Linked DNA regions of Homo sapiens: region 2 is linked to region 1. Evidence: chromatin loops called from intact Hi-C (ENCODE). Cell type or tissue: heart left ventricle. All regions are shown on one strand. Links, peaks and the distances in the headings refer to the core of each region. The heading gives the core; the rest is flanking DNA. Region 1 has its middle 19 kb from the start of ZNF423. Region 2 overlaps ZNF423 (zinc finger protein 423).

Evidence for each region. A loop is a pair of places that touch in the nucleus more often than their neighbours do. Peaks named below come from ENCODE experiments on the same cell type or tissue, not always from the same donor. Only the 100,000 strongest peaks of a DNase experiment are listed, where the experiment ranks them.
Region 2: a loop joins it to region 1, with 2.7 times the contacts of the local background. A loop is called at or near these places in 19 of 110 quality-filtered maps.

What each region holds. Positions count from the first base shown.
Region 1 is chr16:49,870,127-49,880,847 of GRCh38, forward strand. No RefSeq gene overlaps it. Among named protein-coding and RNA genes, the nearest start is that of ZNF423, 19 kb to the left of the region's middle. RefSeq lists a silencer at 6,631-6,790. In heart left ventricle, for the core only: CTCF peaks have their summits at 6,726 (motif pointing left) and 6,928; a DNase peak (open chromatin) is centred at 6,665; H3K4me3 peaks cover 896 bases; H3K27me3 peaks cover 2,225 bases.
Region 2 is chr16:49,615,620-49,626,340 of GRCh38, forward strand. ZNF423 (zinc finger protein 423) reads right to left here. Exons shown (of 8, transcript NM_001379286.1): 5 at 10,551-10,635. Among named protein-coding and RNA genes, the nearest start is that of LINC02179, 150 kb to the left of the region's middle. RefSeq lists enhancers at 1-126, 127-627, 1,645-2,145. In heart left ventricle, for the core only: no CTCF peak of the experiment used is centred there; a DNase peak (open chromatin) is centred at 4,962; H3K27ac peaks cover 1,125 bases.

The sequences.
Region 1 (10,721 bases), core at 1,852-9,851:
GGGGTCATTCTTGTATGAATATATCTGTCCAGCTAGCCTCAAGGTTTGGGAATCTGGAACCAGAAATGCAGAACCCTCTCCTGGGCAGGTCCCTGGACTCACTTGAACTTTCAGAGAAGCCACAGGGTCAAAGCAGTGAGATGATAGCAACAAGAATAATACTAAGAATAACAATTTAGGAATTTTTCTGTTGCAAATGATTTTTTTAAAAAAATCTGGCTTAAACAAAAACTGTGTGGTTCCAGATTCAGGCTTGAGAGGATCCAGATATTCAAATCATATCACAAAGGACACCATCTCTCCATCATTCAGCCTGGCTCTCCTGCATAGTGGCTTCATTCTCAGACTCCACACAGTGACAGCATGGCTGCCAGGGTCCAGCTGTCCTGACAGTTTCAAGGTCAATGAGAAAGAGTCGGCCAGATGTGGTGGCTCATGCCTGTAATCCCAGCACTCTGGGAGGCCAAAGTGGAATGACTGCTTGAGCCTAGGAGTTTGAGACCAGCCTGGACAACATAAAGAGACCCCATCTCTACAAAAAATAAAAATAAAAATTGGCCGGGCATGGTGGTGTGTGTCTGTAGTCCCAGCTACTCAAAAGGCTGAGGTAGGAGGATGGCTTGAGCCCAGGAGGTTGAGGCTGCAGTAAGCTACGATTTAGCCACTGCACTCCAGCCTGGGTGACAGAGCAATTCCCTGCCTCAAAAAAGAAAAGAAAGAGTGAGCCTCTTTCTTCAACTGTTTTTTGTTTTTTTCTTTGAGATGGAGTCTCGCTCTGTCACCCAGGCTGGAGAGCAATGGCGTGATCTCAGCTCATTGCAACCTCTGCCTCCCAGGTTCAAGTGATTCTCCTGCCTCAGCCTCCCGAGTAGCTGGGATTACAGGCATGTGCCACTATGCCCGGCTAATTTTTGTATTTTTTGTAGAGTCGGGGTTTCACCATGTTGGCCAGGCTGGTTATAAGCCTGGCCATTAGATTATAAGCTCCATGAGGACAGGGACTTCTTGAATCTTATTCACGGCTCTGTCCTCTGTACCTAGAGCAAACCTAGAACAGCAAAGGCACTGAAACAATTTTTTATTGGAAAGAACACAATTTTACCCTCCCAGAAGCAGAAAATGTGGAGGTGGAGGGAGCAGACAGTTGTTCTCAAGCTCTGACCAGCTCACCCAAGATAAAAACAATGTTATCCTTGGTCCCTGTCACTAGCTTCTCATTGTTTATATGCAAATTTGCTTTTGCACATTTACAATAGTATCTTGTATAAGACATTAGGTTACATGTTTTCAGTTAACATTATGCAGTAGATACTTTTCCATTTGGGTTGTAGACCAAGCTGTTTTCCCCCTTACTTATCTAGCCTTTTCCCACTCCTCACTTCCAAGGCCAGCAGCCTGGTTTCCATGCTCACAGGTCATACACAAACAGAAGTACCTGTATGGGAAGGGGCTGGGCTGGTACTAGCGTGATAAGGTGCTTCACACTGAAGAGGCTGGTCACTTGCCCACCTCTGGCTCTCCTCACTGGACTTAACTACACATCCTAGAAGCCCTTCCAGGCACTTGGAATAGTGCTAACTAGGGCGGGCGCGGTGGCTCATGCCTGTAATCCCGGTACTTTGGGAGGCCAAGGCAGGCGGATCATGAGGTCAGGAGTTTGAGACGAGCCTGGCCAATATGGTAAAACCCTGTCTCTACTAAAACCACAAAAATTAGCCGGGCGTGGTGGTGGGCGCCTGTCCTCCCAGCTACTTGGGAGGCTGAGGCAGGAGAATCACTTGAACCCGAGAGGCGGAGGTTGCAGTGAGCTGAGATTGCACCACTACACTCCAGCCTGGGTGACAGAGAAAGACTCCATCTCAAAAAAAGAAAGAAAGAAAGAAATAGTGCTAACTCATCATTTTTTCATGGCCACATAATACTGCACATGTAAATGTATCACAATTAAACTTTTCATCTTGGGTATAAATGTTTCCATGCTTTTGTTCCTTCATAAAAACACTTTAAGGGCTGGGCATTGTGGCTCACATCTGTAATCCCAGCATTTTGGGAGGTTGAGATCAGAGGATAGCTTGAGCATAGGAGTTCAAGATCAGCCTGAGCAACACAGCAAGACCCCATCTCTACAAAAAGTTTAAAAATCAGTGGGACATGCTGGCATGTGCTTGTAGTTCCACTTACTCAGGAGGCTAGGGCCACAGGGTGGCTTGAGCCCAGTTCGAGGCTTCAGGCATTTCACTCCACTCCAGCCTGGGTAACAGAGTAAGACCCTGTCTCAAACACACACACACACACACACACACACACTTTAATAAGTATCCTGGTATATTTACCCTTAAGTCTCAGGATGGAATCTCAAGAGTGCGACTGCCGGAAAAAGGGTATGTTTTTTGGTTTGTATGGTTTTGTTTATACAGGTTGAATATACCTAATCTGAAAATCCAAAGTCCAAAATGCTTCAAAATCCAAAACCTTTTTTTTTTTTTTTTTTTGAGACAGAGTCTCGCTCTGTCACCCAGACTGGAGTGCAGCGGCGCTATCTCCACTCACTGCAAGCTTCGCCCCCCGGGTTTACGCCATTCTCCTGCCTCAGCCTCCCGAGTAGCTGGGACTACAGGGCCTGCCACCACGCCCGGCTAATTTTTTTGTACTTTTAGTAGAGACGGGGTTTCACCGTGTTCGCCAGGATGGTCTCGATCTGCTGACCTCATGATCCACCTGCCTTGGACTCCCAAAGTGTTGGGATTACAGGCGTGAGCCACCGCACCCAGCCAATCCAAAACTTTTTGAGTGCTGACATGATTCTCAAAGAAAATGCTCACTGAGGCATTTCAGATTTCAGATTTTTGAGTTAGAGATGTTTAACTGGTAAATATAATGCAGATATTCCAAAATCTGGAAAAAAAAAAAAAAGAAATCTGAAACATTTTTGGTTCCAAGCATTTCAGACAAGGGCTACTCAACCTGAATTAATATATACTGCCAAGTTTCTTTTCCCCTCAAAGCCATAACAATTCCTATTTGCACCAACTATATATGACAGTGCCTTCTCCCCCAGATTCCCCCAGGACTATCACCCATTTTATTTTTGCTGATCTCATGGCATACTAGTGGCATTTTATGTGGCTCTAATTTGCATTTTTCTGGACCAAGAGTCATATTGAGTTTCTTTTCATGCATTTTTGGCTATTTGAGTTTCCTCTTCTGCAAAACACATGGTTGTATCCTTAGCTCGTTTTAGGATGTGGTCAATCCAGAAGAGCACTCTGACTATGCACTTACCTCAGTGGATCAGAGTTATTTATGTTCCAGAAGGCTGTGAGCTCCACCCGGCAGGGGCTGTATCTTATTCCTCCTGCACTAGCACCAGCACCAAGCTCAGCACCTTGCACACAGGATTTCAGGAAGCACTGAATGAAGAAAGGAGCCTCTGGCAGCCCTGGGATGCCCCAGCAGGCCCAGTCACCAGGGCAGGCTGCTGGGGGATCTGAGCACATTCTTACACTGAGGGTTATGTGTTATTTCTCCCAGCCCATGGTCACCCCTTGCTAGGACCTTTGAAGAGCTCCTTGGCAAAGCCGAGTGGAATCTCATCATGGCAAGTGCCCCCAGTGAGCCTGGGGCTCCTCTGCCTCCTCTCTCTTCTTTCCCCCAGGACAGGAAGATCCAAAGCCAACAACCCCTTGGCCATGGAGCACCCTCTCCCCAGAAGGTCAGGGAATCCATTCCCTCTCTCTCTCTTTTTTTTTTTTTTTTTTTTTTTTGAGTCTCACTCTGTCGGCCAGGCTGGAATGCAGTGGCACCATCTCACTCAATTCACTGCACCCTCCACCTCCTGGGTTCAAGCGATTCTCCTGCCTCAGCCTCCCAAGTAGCTGGGATTACAGGTGTGTGCCATCATGCCCAGCTAATTTTTGTATTTTTAGTAGAGACAGAGTTTTGCCATGTTGGCCAGGCTGGTCTTGAGCTCCTGACCTCAAGTGATCTGCCCACCTTGGCCTCCCAAAGTGCTGTGATTGTGGGTGTGAGCCACTGCGACTGGCCCCAAGGAAGCCATTCTCAAAATCCTTCCAGCCACTTCACTGCCTGCTGTGAGTCTGCCAGAGGGGGAGGGAAGGAATGAAGACCCCCCCTCCAAGTGATGACACCAAGTTGCCCCTCCCTAGGGTGTGATTTGGCTGGATAGAAAGGATCTGGTTTGGACCATGTGAGTGCCTCACCTAAAGCAAGGCCAAACTCAGCAGGAGCAGCTTCCCTGTGGCCAGTCTGATTTTTGGTCCCCGCTTAAGGAGACTGAGGGGTCGGGGGTGGGCAAATTCCTTCTTCTGATCTCCGAACGAGCATCTGCTTGAATCACTACAGACCCCCATGCCAAGCTCAGGAACATTGGAGCCTCTGCCTCACAACTGCCTGGGACCAAACTCATTCATGCAACAAATACTTATTGGGCATCTATTATGTTCCAGGCAGAGTTCCAGGCACTAGGGATACATTAATGATCCAACAGGCAAAAATCTCTGCACTCTTGCAGCTGACCTTGTCCAGCAGGGCTTGACAAATTTTTTCTCTAAAGGCCAGAGAGTAAACATTTTTGGCTTTTCAGGCCATAAGGTCTCTGTTGAACTGACTTAACTGCCTTTGTAGTGTGAAAACACCCATGCATGGGTGTGGCTGTGTTCCAATAAAACTTTATTTATGGACACTGAAATTTGAATTCTGTGTAATGTTCATGTGTCCTGAAATATGAGTGTTTCTTTTTCTCTTCCCCAACCATTAAAAATTTGTAAAGCACTCTTAGCTCAAGGGAGGGCTGTATAAAAACAGGTGGTGCCAACCTCTGTTCTAGAGGGATAATAAAAACTGAAACTTACACAGCACTTATATGTGCCAGGTACTGTTCCAGTGCTTATGTAAATTGACTCATTCAATCCTTACACAAACCCTGGGAGGCGTGCAATCATTGCTGGCCCCACTTTACAGAGAAGGCAAGAGGCACACAGAAATTGACATAAAGTTATATTATTAGAAAATTGTGGGGCCAGGATTTGCATCCAGATCCAAAGTGTATGGTTTTATACACTATTCTATACCTTTGCCTCCAAAAAAATCCAACAAAATCATAAACAGCTGTCTTTGTTTCTTTGGTTTTTTTTTTTTTTTTTTTTTTTGAGATGGAGTCTTGCTCTGTTGCCCAGGCTGGAGCGCAGTGGCGCGATCTTGGCTCACCACAACCTCCGCCTCCCAGGTTCAAGTGATTCTCCTCCCTCAGTCTCCAGAGTAGCTGGGACTACAGGCACGTACCACCACGCCCGGCTAATTTTTGTATTTTTAGTAGAAACAGGGTTTCACTATGTTGGCCAGGCTACTCTCGAACTGACCTCGTGATTTGCCCACCTCGGGCTCCCAAAGTGCTGAGATTACAGGCGTGAGCCACCACGCCCAGTCCAGCTGTCTTTGTTTAATATCTATTATGCCCAGATACTCCGAGGCACTAAATGTACAATAAAAGAAATAGACGCAAACAGCCTTATAAGACATATGACCCACTTCACAGTGGTCAGCTCAAGGAGAGGACACCCCTTCCCTGGGCCACTCTGCCCCCCTGCTCTCAGTTTCCTTGCCTTGCCCACCTTCCCTACAGTGCCCTCCAAACACCCTGCTCCACAGCCTTCCACATGCTGGCTAAGCTACAACTTGAATTCCAAAACCAGAATGATGTCGGCATCATTGTAACACACCCAGATATTTGAGGAAGAAGATTCAAAGCTAAACAGCCCAGGAAAGAGACAAAGACTAGGGAGGTTTCCAGGGCCTGAGAAAGCCTTTTGTGGGTAGGGCTGTGGTACAGGCACGGGGAGGTGGACTCTAAAAGAACCACTTCTTTGGTGTACCTCCCTCTATTCTCCCCTCTCTCCCAATGCTAGCAAGGCCTCCGGGTCTTTAAGAGGGGAAGGGGGAAGCAGGTGAACGCTTCTCGACTTCCAGAACACGGGGGAAAATGCCTCTGGCATTAAACAAAGCCTTTTTATATTTAATGCCAGCCCGGGATTTTCAGAAAACTTTCCCCAAGAGTCACTGAATGTGTGTGCACAAAAAATTACACACCAGTGTCTAAGCAGAGTTGGATGCAGAAACACGCACTTGTGCACGCTGAAACATCCAGCTGGGTCCACGCAGCCGCGGCTGCCCGCGAACCGCGTGTTCATCTGCGTGCTCGCACGCTCGGCGGGACTTGTTGCACGCTCGGGTGCAGCCCGGGCTGGGGGAGTAGGCTCCCCCAGGAATTCCAGAGCCACGGGGGGTGGGAGGAGAAGGAAGCCGTCGCAGCGGGGGTGGGAGGAAGGAGAGGGGAGGAGGGCGAGAGAAGAGGGAGCCCCCAAGCTGGAAGAACAGGGCGCAGGCCCGAGGCCGGGGGCTCCGAGGCCCCGGTCCCCAACTGAGGAGCCGCCCAGCTGGCCGAGTAGGGGAGGACCGAGCGGCGGGAGGCAGGAGTGAGATCAGAGGGTCGAGGGGCCAGCCCAGGGGGCGGGAGGGGGCAGGGACACAGGAGGGAGCTGGGCGGGGGCCGCTTAAGGGTCAGGGTGCGGCGTGGCGGGCGAGGGGCGGGAACGGCTGGCTAGGGTTGTTCCCAGGGCAAGCAGCTGGAGACCCGCCCCGGGAGGCGTCTGAGAGGGCCGGGAGGACCAGCGGTCAGCGCGGGAGCTCGGGCGCCCCCTGCCGCCAGGCCTGGGCATGGGCCCCGCAGGCCTTGGAGATCCTCTCCAGCCGGGATCCGAGAACCCAAAGCCCCGCAAACTGCGCAGGCCCAGTAGGGGCTCGCAAACCGGGGGCCCCAGGGTTCTCACTGGCCAGCATACTTGTGTAGAACTTTGTTTTTTCTTTTTGGAGACAGGGTCTCACTCTGCCGCCCAGGCTGCAGTGCAGTGGCACAAACACAGCTGACTGCAGCCTTGACTTCCCTGCCTCAAGCCATCCTCCCACCTCAGCCTCCTGAGTAGCTGGGATTACAGGCGCACGCCATCACGCCCGGCGTTTTTTTGTTTGTTTGTTTGTTTGTTTGTGTTTTGTTTTTTGGGTTTTTTGTTTGTTTGTTTGTTTTACAGGCAGGGTCTCCCTATGTTGCCCAGGCTGGTCTTGAACTCCTGAGCTCAAGCGATCCTCCCACCTCGGCCTCCCAAAGTGTTGGGATTACAGGCATGAGCCACCGCACCTGGCCTGTTTTGTTTTTTGTTTTTTAACATGAGTCCCAGTCTTTGTAGCTGGAGCCTGGGCTCTTTAGGTCACCACATCACTCCCCAAACACCCCGCTGTAAACCCAGCCCTTCTTTCAGTCGCTCACCCAGCCCCTGAAGGCATCCCCTGCTCTAATCTTGGGAGTCAGATACACCTAGGTCCTGGGTTCCAAAATGAGCTGGGCTCCTCTCAGACTGTGTCTCCCTGAGGGAGCACCATCTGTCAAATGGGCCAATTATACCTACTCTCTCAGGCTGCCTGGGGGTTTCCCAGGGAAACACAGGTAGAAGCTTCGCCTTGAGTCAGTGCCTCCCCTCAAATAAATTGGGGTGAATATTGGGCATTCACAGTGAAGACAGGCCCAGCCAATATGATGTTCAAGAAAGCAGGTGATGCTGAGACTCAGAGCAGAGAACATTAAACCTCACAGCTGGCCAGAGGCAGAGGTGGCGCCCAGACTCACATGCTCCAGCCCCCAACCTGGGGAAACTTTCCACTGTCTCAGTCCTGAAAGCCAAAGGGTTTGTTTTCCAAAGCCAGGTTCAAGCATCTAAGTCAAAAGCAGCTTCCAATTGCTTTTCCATCCTCACTTCACTGGGCACCTTTTTAATGTGCCAAGCCCTTTACCTAAGAGAATGCTGCCTATATGCCCACTGCCCCACTGCTCAGATAGCTAAGACAAGGCTCAGTGACGGAACCTACCCCAGCCACCCAGCCACCCAGCCAGCCCAGGATTCAGCCCTTCAGCTGCGCCTCAAGTTCCTCAAGATGCTCCACCCCTGGCCAGTAAGTCAGCATTCTGGGGGGAAGTGGAGAGTTAGCTTTTTTTTTTCCCCTAATCCCCAGGTAATTACAATGTGTACCCCTGGTGAGAACCACAGTACTGAATGTCAGGCAGAAATGTTCCAGTCTGGAGTTAGCAAGCGGTGGTCCCTGGGCCCAGCCTGGCTTACTGGCACATATCCTTAAATCCCCAGAGTAGTTCATAAAATTGTGAATTCATTACTAGCAGGTAAAAGTCAGGAAATTTCTTTTTTTTTTTTATTCTCTAAGTTCTGGGGTACGTGCAGGTTTATTACATATGTATACATGTGCCATGTTGGTGTGCTGCACCCATTAGCTAGTCATTTACATTAGGTATATCTCCTAATGCTATCCCTCCCCCCTCCCCCAACCCACGACAGGCCCCAGTGGATGGTGTTCCCCACCCTGTGTCCAGGTGTTCTCATTGTTCAATTCCCACCTATGAGTGAGAACATGCGGTGTTTGGTTTTCTGTCCTTGCGATAATTTGCTCAGAATGATGGCTTCCAGCTTCATCCATGTCCCTGCAAAGGACATGAACTCATCCTTTTTTATGGCTGCATAGTATTCCATGGTGTATATGTGCCACATTTTCTTAATCCAGTCTATCATTGATGGACATTTGGGTTGGTTCCAAGTCTTTGCTATTGTGAATAGTGCCACAATAAACATACGTGTGCATGTGTCTTTATAGCAGCATGATTTGTCATCCTTTGGGTATATACCCAGTAATGGGATGGCTGGGTCAAATGGTATTTCTAGCTCTAGATCCTTGAGGAATCACCACACTCTCTGCCACAGTGTTTGAACTAGTTTACAGTCCCACCAACAGTGTAAAAGTGTTCCTATTTCTCCACATCCTCCCCAGCACCTGTTGTTTCCAAAAGTCTGGAAATTTCACACCGAAATCTGGATTTCTGATTTTTTCTCCAACAGTTGGAGAACCAGAAGACACTGATTACTGACTTATGTTCCCTTTCGCTGTGTAGACAGGGACACTCAGGGCAGAGAGGGGCAAGGTGTGTCCAGATACTCCCAGGTCGGATTCCAGGTACAGAACTGGAACTCGGAAATACCCAGGTTTCCCAACTCTGGGTCCTGTGCTCATTTTTGACCCATGCAACTACCAACTGCCACTGAATCATTCTGAGATGAACCCCCCTGTAAAGAACACCCCCTTCCCGAGACAAGCAGGAGTGGTGCCTCTGTATGTCACCTAGGAAAGCCCCACGCCCAGCAAGCCCAATGGCCTCCACTGCCACATACCGTTTCCTGCTTCAGAAACTTGCAGCAGGACATGTAACTCAGAGCCAAGAGGGTGCAGCACATGAGGCCACATCTACATGGACACTTTAAACATCCTAATACCTGCAGTTGGGTGCACTGTGCTAGCTATTGGGAGCTATCAGGGGTCAGAGTGGAAGTCCACGGGTAGAAGGGGATATTCTGGGGCAAGAGGCAGGACAGACACCAAGGAAACAGATACCCAGGTGAAAACAGCCACCTTGATTCACACTCTCAGCCCCTTGGGATGACAGAGGAGGCAGGGATCTCTTTCTCCCCGTTCTACAGAAGGGCAAATTGAGGATGGAACAGTCTTAGAAAGCAGAAGGGGAGAGCTGAGAGGGACCTTGGGATCTGAACTTGTGCATGAGTGGCAGATGTGTTTCATTTCACATGCCACCTGTGATTGACTGCTATTGCCTGCCCCAGACATTGGGGGACAACCAGTTTCCAAGCGGGCCCAATGAAAAAGAGGACCAAGATCTGTTGGTCTACAGCCACAGGCTGGGGAGGGTGAATGGGCAGGGAGATAGGAAAGTATTTCAAGCCGAGAGGATGCGCCAAGGCCTGCAGGGCCCACAGAGACTGGCACATTTGAGGAGAAACAGCGTGGCCTGGGTGGGCAGGAAGGGGGTCAGATCGGGCAGACCACGGGGCCAGTTAAGAAGCTTTGGTTCATCCTATTAATGGGAGCAGTACAAAACCACTTAAAAGGATTTTAGGGGGTAAGCAGCAACTGAGGACAGAGAGCTCCTGTAGGCTGCAGAGATAGGGCAAGACCAGTGAGAGGCCGTCCCAGCTGCCAGATGAGAGACGATGGTGCTAGGACAGTGTGGCCAGATGGGTGCGGAGACCCAGAGACCTCCCAGCCCAGCACTGGCCAGATGACAGAGGCCTGTGGGTGGCCAGCTGGGAGCAAGAGCTTCTAGTCTCATAAGTCAGATTGGGAGCTGCTTAACCCTTTCTTGGTCCCTGGCTCTTTAAAACAAACAAACAAACAAACAAACAACAGCTCAGATGCCCATGGCCAAAGTGAGTGAGGCGGTAAGGGGTACACCTGGAGCCACCCAGCATGTTTTGCTGTTTTAGTCTGTGGTCTAAAGAACCATGGACCCACCCCTCCGGCCTTAGCAGGTAGAGGGGCTGACAGTGGGCCCTCCAAGCTGACGGGATCTGCTGGATTTTCTCGCCTCTGCCATAAACCACCCACCTTCTCATTATGGCATGCAGAGGATGCAGGAAGTGTGGGCTAGACACCGCTTACCAGGTGGAGAGGATATGGAGCAAGGACATTCGTTTCTGGACATAAGTTGTTGTTGTTGTTGTTGTTGCTGTTGAGACAGGGTCTCGTTCTGTTGCCCAGGCTAGAAGGCAGTGGCGCCATCATAGCTCACTGTAGTC
Region 2 (10,721 bases), core at 1,795-9,794, 250 kb before region 1:
AACCCTGTGTGGGGCAATCAGGCAGAAACCAGAGGTCTAAAGAGCAGATGCTGGAGTCTCGGTAACAGGGGGCCTGGCAGCCTGACCAAGGGGCTCCTCTAGGCACCAGGAGCATCACCCAGTTAAGCCCAGGCCAACCCCTGGGCCTCTGTCGCCATGACCTGGCTCCACCCAAATGGTCTCGCCTCCCTACAGGGAAAGGACGTGCTGAGCAGTGGGTTCAAGTGTTCAGGTCGGTGGGCAGCCACGTGCTTGACCAAAACAAAAAATGCTTTGATGAGACTTTGCTATCAGCCTGCAAGTCAGTTCCAGGGAGGCCGCTGCATACGTTTCATTTTCACCTTGCTCCCACACACACCCAGGACCCGCCCTTCTCTTCTGTGTGGTACCCATCACTATTGGACACAATCAGGAGCTCTTACTTGTTCTCTTAGTGAACACCTGTCTGCTCCCACCAGACACTATGCTCTGGGACAAAATGGCAAAGACTGTTCTGCTTGCTGCAATATTCATGCTTACTGCCTGGCACACAGTAGGTATTCAAGAAAGAAAAATAACTTGGAACTGGGGGACATTATGTTAAGTGGAATAAGTCAGGCACAGAAAGACAAATGTCCCATGTTCTCACTCATTTGTAGGAGCTAAAATTTAAAACAACTGAACTCATGGAGATAGAGTGCAGAGTGATGGTCAGCAGATGCTAGGAAGGGTAGCAGGGAGGGAGGGGAAGTGGGGATGGTTAGTGGGTACAAAAATATAGTTCGACAGAATCAGTAAGATCTAGTATTTGATAGCACAACAGGGTGACTACAGTCAACAATCATTTATTGTACATTTTAAAATAACTAAAAGAGTATAATTGGATTGTTTGTAGCACAAAGAAAGAATAAATGCTTCAGGTGATAGATACCCCATTTTCCCTGATGTGATTATTATATATTGCATGCCTGTATCGAAAGATCTCATGTACTCCATAAATATATACACCTATTATGTACCCATAAAAATTAAAAATTAAAAAAAGAAAACTGAATGAATGAAGGAATAAATGAAAAATCGGCTTGATTGGAGCTACTCCTTCTGGGTCTGTCCTCCAGGCCCAGCCCCTTGGAGTCTTGACAAGGCAGAGAGAGGGGGCCATTCTTCTTGCAGAAAGCCCTCAGGAGCATCCTCTGAGCTGATAAGCACTGACATCTGGTATATAGGCTTAGCATGGCCGGTTTTTCCTCTCTAAACTGGGACTCTATCATCATCATCATCTAATAACACTAATACAATATTGATAGATAGAATTTATTCAGAACTTAACATGTGCCAGGCAGTGTGCTGGGACCTTTTCATACATTTTAATTTATTTAATCCTCCAAACAGTGCCAACCAGTAGGTGTGGTGAGTTGCACTGTTTGTGCTGCCCCTTCTTGTGGAAATAAAAGCCCTCTTTCTTTTCAATAATACCCTTCCTACTTCCACTGCTGGGGGGCAGACACCCAGGAAGGGCAGGGGTCACCAGCCTGACCAGATAACCAGCTCCACCTCCCTGGCCATAACGATTGGCTCATGGGCAGCTTCAGGACGCTCCTGAGGCCAGTGGAAGAGGCCTTCCACTTTCTCCCCGCTGGGCCCCAAGGATCCAAGGCCAGGTCTGAGGCTCTGAAGCCCACTGGGTGCTCAGGACAGAGGGGACCAAGCTCTGGGGCCACTGGCCACAGGACCCTTGTTGTCTGCTGTTATTCCAGTAAGGCTCAGCCAGAAGCAGGTATGAGGGAAATTGCCCATGCATCAGCTGCTGCCAAGCAGCCAAATGACATCAAAGGATGCTCAACAAAGTCAGTTCAACAATCCAGGCCACCAAGCCCATGTGACATGACAGCAAGAAGAGAAGAACATGCTTATGAGCCGGCTCAAGCAAGATGATGCCAGGGCTCCAGTGCCAGCCCCTCCAGGACCAGCTCCATCAGCATCTCCCTCACTTCCATCCTTCCTCTTCCCCTCCCTGCTGGATCTCTCTCCCGAACCTAGAAACACACTTTGGTCTCTCTCTCTTAAAAATGCAAATACTTCCTGTTACCTTTGGAGCCTTCCAGCTCCCACTTCTCTCCCTCCTCTCCCAGCCTGGAACCCGGAAAGTCCACTGACACTGCTGCCCACCCCCATCTCCTCCTGACCCCTTCCATCTGATGCCACTGACCCTGCTCACACCCAGGACACAATGGCCACTTGTTGCTGAGCCACACAGACCCTCTTCAGCCTCCCTCCCAGTGCACTTTTCACACTGCACCCAATTGATATTCCTGGAAACACTGCTCCTTCAGCACCAACCACCCTACACTCCTCACTCTCCAGGCTCCTCCCAGATGTTCTCACCATCTATGCTGATGCCGCTGGATCCTCTTCCCCAGACAGGGCCCTGCTGGCCCTCAGATCTCCATGGGTATCTTGTGCAAGGCCACATTATCACAAACACTCAAGCCCACCAAACGTGATGAGCCTTCAGGTGCAGGGGTTAAGGGCGCAGGCCCCGAGTCACACTGGCTGAGTTCAGGTCCCTACCCTGAAACTAGCAACATTGGACATGACACCTCAACTCCCCATGGATAAAAGGAAGTAATGACAGCACGTCTCACAGGGTGTTGTGAGGGTGAAGTGTGATAACACCTGCAGATATGGAAAGAAGGGCCTGGTGCTGAGTAAGCTTCATTAGATGGTACTGACTGATACGGTTTAGCTCTGTGTCCCCACCCAAATTTCATCTCGAATTGTAATCCCCATGTGTGGAGGGAGAGACCTGTAATCCCCACGTGTCGAGAGAGGAAGGTGATTGGATCATGGAGGTGGTTTCCCCAATGCTGTTCTCATGAATGAGTTCTCACAAGATCTGATGGTTTCATAAGGTGCTCTTCCCCCTTTGCTTTCTTCTCTCTCTCTCCTGCCGCCATGTAAGACGTGCTTGCTTCCCCTTCCACTATGATTGTAAGTTTCCTGAGGCCTCCCCAGCCCTGCAGAACTGTGAGTCAATTAAACCTTTTTCTTTTATAAATCACCCAGTCTTGGGTAGATCCTTACAACAGTGTGAGAATGGACTGCTACATGAACCACTGCTAGCATCATTGTCTTCTCTGCCAGTCCCTAAGAGCTCTTCCTCTGGCATGGTATCATCTGCCACCTGTCACCCAAAACCTGGTCACCTGAGACCTTTGAGTCTTCCTAACTTCTCCCCCTCCCATGTCCACTCAATAAGCAAATCCTGCTGGTTATGTCTCTTAAATGTTTCTCCAGCCCATATCCTCCTATCCAACATCCTCACCTTCTCTCACCTACTCTACCTCATCCCCTTTGCTGTGATCCACCCACCTCCTGCCTCAAAGTTTGTTCTGTTGCAGTACTGAATTGTGTACAGTGTCCCTACATACTACATGGACCTCTTTTCTCTATAATTGGCTTGTACTAGTTTCTTTGCCTGGAATTCCCCTCCCACCTTACTTCTTATACTCTGAGACCCTGATTAGGTGTAACCTCTTCCAGGAAGTTTTCCTGGAATACCCAGATTGGGCAACATGCCTGTCCTCTGAGCTCCCTTATCTTAGACTTGTGACGTTACATTGACCTTGCAGGTTATCATCTCCTGAGCTGGGTTAGCGGCCCCTCACAGAGCCCACCGAGGATTTTAATAGTGTTTACTGAACATGAAGGTATGAGGTTACTACTAGAAGAAACCTCAATGACAGAGGCCTTCCCCCAAAACAAACAAACAAACACATACGCATACAAAAGGAACTCAAGAAAATGAGAAATTTTCCACTATTTTAAAATTCAGAACTGATGGATTCTCCATAGACCTAAACAGCTTCCTCGAATGAACCAACGGGATTCAAAGTCAGGGAAACCAAGTCCTTTGGGCTGGTTCTCTCAGCCAGGAAGACTGTTGAGGGGGAAGTGACTATGCCCTAGTTTGGGGGTTTGGCAACGAAAAAAAAAAGAATAAAAAAGAATTGGATTATAGTCTTGCTGTACAGGCTTGTTATTCTGACAGAACAGTTCCAGAACCTGAAACATGATCTCTGGAGGGAGAGGGAGACATTTTTATCACATATTAAGGTTAGACAGATGTTTTGGGTCTGGTGTTACCTGAATCAAAAGCACCATTGAAGAGCCTGACACAGCCCGGTTCAGCAACACGTGATCCTGGCAGAAAGGAGACAGGAACCCCTTTTTCTTTTCATGTTCATGAGATTTTCCTCTGTGGTTCTATTTGGGTTTTTTGTATCTCCCTGGAGCTGGGGCGAGACACTGACTTCCACTCCAGACTGTCCTCCTTGGACCAGAGACTCCTTCCCCTCCAAAATGCTGCAGGCTGGGCCTTCAGCACGGGGCCAGGGTCCAAATGGCAGCTTGAACAGTGGGCCCTGGCTCTGCAAGGTGGTTTGAAAGTATCTCCAGGGATGTGCTTCATAAAGACTTGTAAGGTAGAAAAACCCTCTCTCTGTCTGTCTCCCTCTTTCCCTCTCTCTCTTCTACACACACACACACACACACACACACACACCACACACACACAACACACACATACACACACATACACATACACACACAGACACACACATACACATACACACACAGACACATACACACACAGACACAAAACACATGCCTCCCTCCAGGTTGGCCAGGGCCAGTCCTGCCACAGTGACAGGGGAGGGCTGGGGACAAGAGGACACACAAGGACAGAAGCTGGCACTGGGGACACTTTAAGAGCCTGGGCAGGAGGCAGGAGGGGTTGATTTTCCAAACACCCACTTCCTCCCCCATGTATTTGCCCCTGACAGCAGAGCCCAGCCCTTGAAGGCACCCAGGGAAAGGGCCGGCGTGAGCATGAAAAGCAGGCCTCCGGAATGACTAATGCCCCACCGGGACAGGCCTGGCTCTGGCCTGGCTGCCCGCCAGAGAGTCCACAGCCACTTTCCAAGGACAGCAAGGGCAAGCGTTCCTGACAAGATTCCCTGAGGACCATCCCTTCCCAGCCCTGACCCTCCCCGGGGCTCCCCCAAGGGGCCCGTGAGGCCCTGCGTGAGGACGTCCAGGGGCCCAGAGGCTGAGTCACTCCCTTGGGGCCAACCTGGGTCATGGCAAGTTTGTTATCTCAAGGACAAGTTCTCAGACCCCTTATCCAGCCATCCCCACCCAAAACAAACTAAAAGTAAGGCCTCTCCAGCAAATCGGCTTCCTGGGGGTCTCCAGACTCAGGCCCTGCCCCCCAGGGTGAGGTGCCATGTGCCCCAGGAGGGCAGTGTACATACATTATACATATATGTTCAACACATGTGGGCAGACCCACTGCTCCTCCCTTCCCAGCCGTGGGGGACCAGCTTCCTCTGGGCCAAGCCCCCCATAAGCCTCCCTCTCTCTCCTTCAGCAGCCCCCCCGGGGAGCCCAAGGCAGGGGCCTCCTGCAGAGCAATTTCCTGGGGCGGCAGAGGTGGGAGTCATCCTCCCAGAGTCCTCGGAGGGGGTGAAGGGGAGGTGGGGAAAGGGCGACTGGGCAGAGCTGGGTCAACCCGGCAGGAGGCCACAGCACAGAGCTCTGGGCTGCTCCAAGTTTTTCATGTGCCTTCTGGGGGAGGAAGTGTCAAAGCCATTTCAAAAGCTGGGGGAGTCCCAGGGAAGGGGCCTCATTCTCCATGCGGAGGGGGGATTTCAAAGGAGACCCTGCTATTGAAAGGTTTCCAAAGACCCTCGCCTTTCTATCAGATCCAAATCACTCCCCTCCAAGCAGCAGCCAGGAGAGGGGTGCTGGGAAAATGTTTCCAAGGAGACATGTCCCTGAGTCATCATAACTCCCAGGGTCTCCGGGCTGCAGAGCCATGCAGAGGCCCCCGCTATAAAAAGGCCGGTTTACCGCCCCGCAGGGGAGCTCTCCAGCAGTCCGGGTCCCAGGGGAGGCCTGCCTCAGACCCCCAAGTGCCCTGAGTTTATGAGAAGGCTGCAGAGCTGAACAGGGCCACTTCTACCCACCAAGTCCCCCTGGTGCCACTAAGGGGGACTTTTACCCCCGTCAGCGGCAGGGCAGCCACTCTGGGCTCAGACCATTTAGCAGGAGAAGCCATCCACTGGGACACTGGGCCCCAAAAGATTTACTGGGATTGCAGAGCCAGCCCCAAACCAGGCCTGCAGTGTCTGCCTCTCACCATTTCCCCAGCAGCCTTCCCAAGCCACCAGGGCCAGCCAGAATCACAGCACAAGCCACATCTAAGTTCCATCAACTCCTCTTCTCCCCCTGCCCTGTTCACTCACCCCAGGACCACACCAGGTGGGTCTTCGTTCTCTTCCCAACTGGTTCCTTCTCAACACCGCAGCCAGATTCTTCTTCCTAAGGCTCAGGCCAGGATATACCCTGCTCTGAAACCTTCAATGGCTCCCTAGCGCTTAAGTCCAAGGTTTAAACTCAGGTACCCACAGGGACCAGGCTGGAGACTTAACTGAGCAAGACCATGATGCCTGGGAATGCATGCCTTGCCTACATACAGGAAACTGCTGCTGCTGCTAAGTCACGCCAGGTGGGAATGATGATTGCGGGAATGTGAAGCCCTTGCTGCCACCTCTTGTGGTTTTTCAAGAGAAGCCTAGTAAACCATAGCCAAGGGGCCCCCAAAGTTGGACCCTGGCCTACGGGGTGAAGGACAAACCCTAACCCCTCCACTTGGTATCGGAGGTGCTCCATGGCTCACCCCAACCCCCTCCCCATTCTCACTCCCCACAATGCCTCAGTCTTGGCCAAGCCAAGCACCTACAGCCCCCCAGACTCACCTGCTCTGCTCACCCCCCATCCTGCTATAGGCAGTGGCTCATCACCCTCGCAGCCTGGCAGAAACCCATTGTTCCAGAGCCTCCTCCTGATGTTCAGCCATCTCTCCGAAGGCAACGTCCCCCCTCTTCATCCTTCAATGCCCAGGGGGCCCTGTTCTGGGAGCACCCACATCACTGCACTGCAGTTACCTGCATGCCCATCAGCCTTCCCCTGGAGAGGGAACCCTGAGGTCTCTCCCACCACAGGCCCTGGCAGGGGCTCCAAACACAATGGAGGGACCCTAGCTGTGGTTCAGACTCTGCCTCCATTACTCAGGCTGGAAGGACTTGGGTAACTCACGTAACCTCTCTAAGCCCCGGGTTCCTCATCTGTCAGATGGGGAACTAGTGCCCATGTAAAGTGCCTGGCACATAGAAAGGCTGAGTCAGTAGCAGCTGTTAGCATCCTTATTCAATGTGACCTCTTTGCTGCATGCTATGTGCAGTGTCTTCTATGGGATGATCTCTGAAGCAGAGACCATGTCCCCTGTACTCCCGTCACCCACAGAGACCGCTGCAACTCTCAACATGCCATAGGTGCTCAGTCAAGGTCCTCTGGTAGACTGGGTTGATGAGGCTCGGGGAGGGCAGGCAGGTAGGGAGTGCAGGTTAGAGCGAGAGGGACTGCCCAGCCACCGGAGGTCTGGCTCACCCGGGGTTCCATGCCGCAGTGAACTGGAATCTGCACTCGGGGACCAACCAACCACTCCCTGCTGCCTGCTCTCCAGGCCTCCAACTCCCACGTTCCTGGGCTCCAGGTCAGCTGACAGCGCTGCAGGGCAGGAATGGGCAAGGGGACCTGTCCAGCCCCCCAGCCAAGGCGCCTTCCCTCAGAAGCCCGGCCCACAGCTCATACACAGGCCCAAATGCCCCTCACACCCTCCTTTTGTGTTTCCCACAACTCTAGTTAAGAGCAACCCCCTTGCCTTGCACTTGAGGACACATAGCTTCCAGGCTCTGCACTAAAGGCAAGGTAGAAGAGAGGAGGGAGGGGGCAGAAACACCTCAGAAATCACTGCAGTCCAATTAGCCAGGCTTGCGCCCTTCATGCTTACAAACAGGAACGCGCATTAACATCTGCTACAAAAGCAAACATTTTTAGATATCTTCATCTTCACCTCCCTGACACTCCGTGAAAGGACTCTCAGCAGCCAGTGACTGACAGGGGAGTGCCCCTTCTTATCCTTCAGCAGGGGGCTTTCAGACGGAGAAATTAAGAAGCCACCAATCTCCCTGTCAGGCCAAGCTCCCACAGCCCCCACCTGCTCTTCCTGGGCCCCTCCTCCCCACTCTCCGCCAGGTGAGCCCCACCACACACACGATTGGGAGTCAGTGGCTGCAGGAGACTGGCTCCAAGGCACTGGGGGTAGAGGCTGTCAGATAGGTTGGGGGTCAGGGGGACTGGCCAATGCTGTGGCTAGGTAGGGACCAGGGGACCCATACCTGCCCTGAGAGCACCTTCACTAAAGAAGGGCCTTTGCAATGCAAACCTTAAACAAAACCTTGATGGCTGTACAAATTTGGAGCAAACTCCAACTCTCATACACCACTGGTGGGGGCGTTAAGTCCATACAACCACTTCAGAAATGTATTTGTCAGCATTTACTAAAGGTGAACATCATTTAACCTGTGACTCAGCAAGTCCATCCAAATCCTATATTCCCATTTTATATACATATTTACACATATAAAGAATATAGTATATAACAGTATATAATGTATTATATATAAACGCAAAATATAATATCTATATATTCCTATAATCACAATAAAATCACATACATATGTTCATCAGTAGATATGTACATGGGGCCAGGTATGGTGACTCATGCCTGTAATCCCAGAAATTCGGGAGGCTGAGATGGGCAGATCACTTGAGGTCAGGAGTTTGAGACCAGCCTGGCCAACATAGTGAAACCCTGTCTCTACTAAAAGTACAAAAAAATTAGCCAGGGGAGATGCTGCATGCCTGTAGTACCAGCTGCCTGGGAGGCTGAGGCAGGAGAATCACTTGAACCTGCGAGGCGGAGGTTGCAGTGGGCAGAGATCGTGCCACTGCACTCCAGCCTGGGTGACAGAGTGAGACTCTGTCTCAAAAAAAACCAAACCAAACCAAAACAAAAGAAGACATGTCCATGAATATGCCAGCACTATTTCAGAATGGGCCCATCAAGAATCAAACAGATAAAGAGTGGTTGGCATGCTCCTGTGACAGATTATTATACACCAATGAGAGGCATGATCTCTAACTAGAGGCAATAATGTGAAAAGTGAAAGATGTCAGGTGCAAACGAGTAGAAACTGTGATTCCATTTCCATAAACTAGAAATCAGGCAAAACCAACCTATATTATTAGACATCAGCATCGTGATGACCTGTTGGTGGTAAGGGAGGGCCTGAAGGAGCCCAAGAGGGAAGCTTCTGAAATGCTGGAAATAGTCTGTTTCTTGATCTGTGTGTGGGTTACACAAGTGTGTTTAGTTCATGAAAATTCATTAAGCTTCTCACTTATGAGAAGTTTTCTAAATGTACGCAGTAAAGGGTTTTGTAAACCAGTACTCCGATGGCATAGCTGTTAAGACAACAATGAAAAGATGCTAGAAGAAGAAAAACAGAGATGAAGTAAAGAAGTAGTTCAGGCCAGGCGTGGTGGCTCACGCCTATAATCCCAGCACTTTGGGAGGCCAAGGCGGGTGGATCACGAGGTCAGGAGTTCAAGACCAGCCTGACCAAGATGGTGAAAAATTAGCCAGGCGCAGTGGCAGGTGCCTGTAATCCCAGCTACTTGGGAGGCTGAGGCAGGAAAATCGCTTGAACCCGGGTGGCAGAGGTTGCAGTGAGCAAAGATTGCACCACTGCACTCCAGCCTGGGTGACAGAGTGAGGCTCTGTCTAAAATAAAAAATTAACAAAAAGATGAAGTTCAACCCATGGCTGCAACTTCACTGCTCAGACTAGAGTCTTGGAGAAAGTGATCACATGTCCAACAAAGACCCAGGGTACCAGGCTTCTTGAAGCTCTCCCAGGCCCCAGCCCATCCCAGGCCAGCCCCTTCCCTTAGAACCTCCATGCCTATCAGAACATCAGAACATCCAGCTGTGCCCTCTCCTACAATGAGGGCACCCCTAGCTGCCAAGGAGACCACATCCACCCATCCAAGGTAGAGGGGACTTCACAGCTTCCCAGGTCTCTTGTGCCAAGTGTGTGAACTCCATAGAACTTTGCAAGCTGCCCTTCTAGAGAGGCTGAATTTTCCAAAGTCCAAAACCACTTGAAGAGGAATGGGAAAAGTACTGAAATAACTTTGTAAGCGTTCTGTTTTGACAATGTGCCTGAGGAATTCACCATGTTGAGTAGGGAAATGTGAGCAGTTAAATCTATTCAATGTCATGACACACAAAATTGAAGCATAATTGCTCCTGAGTGCTTGACAATTGGAAAGCACTTTGTTTCAGAAACGGAGGGAAATTTATGCTGGAAAATGGAAGAGATTGTCAAAAGTTTGATTATAATGTGAGTGGAGCTGCGACAAGAAGGCTCAGATGGAGAAAGGGCCCCCATTCTGACATTTTCACTCCCATGTGCAATGTCTCAGAAACAGCAGCAGTGACTCTGTCCTTTGGCCTAAAAGCCAGTAAAATGATGATTGGAACCGCAAATTTAAAACCCCAAAGAGTAGCTCCAGCATGGCTGGGAGGAAATGCTCTCTTACCAATCATGTGGTTGGCAACGTGGATTTGGATCTCTCTCTCGTTCTCGAAGGTCATCTGGCACTTGATGCACTGGTATGTCTTTTTCTGTTTGGAAACCAAAAATAAAAGATTTAGAGAGGCAGGAGGTAGGAAAAAGGAGAAAGCAAAAGTTCCTAGGGGGCCTGGGTCAA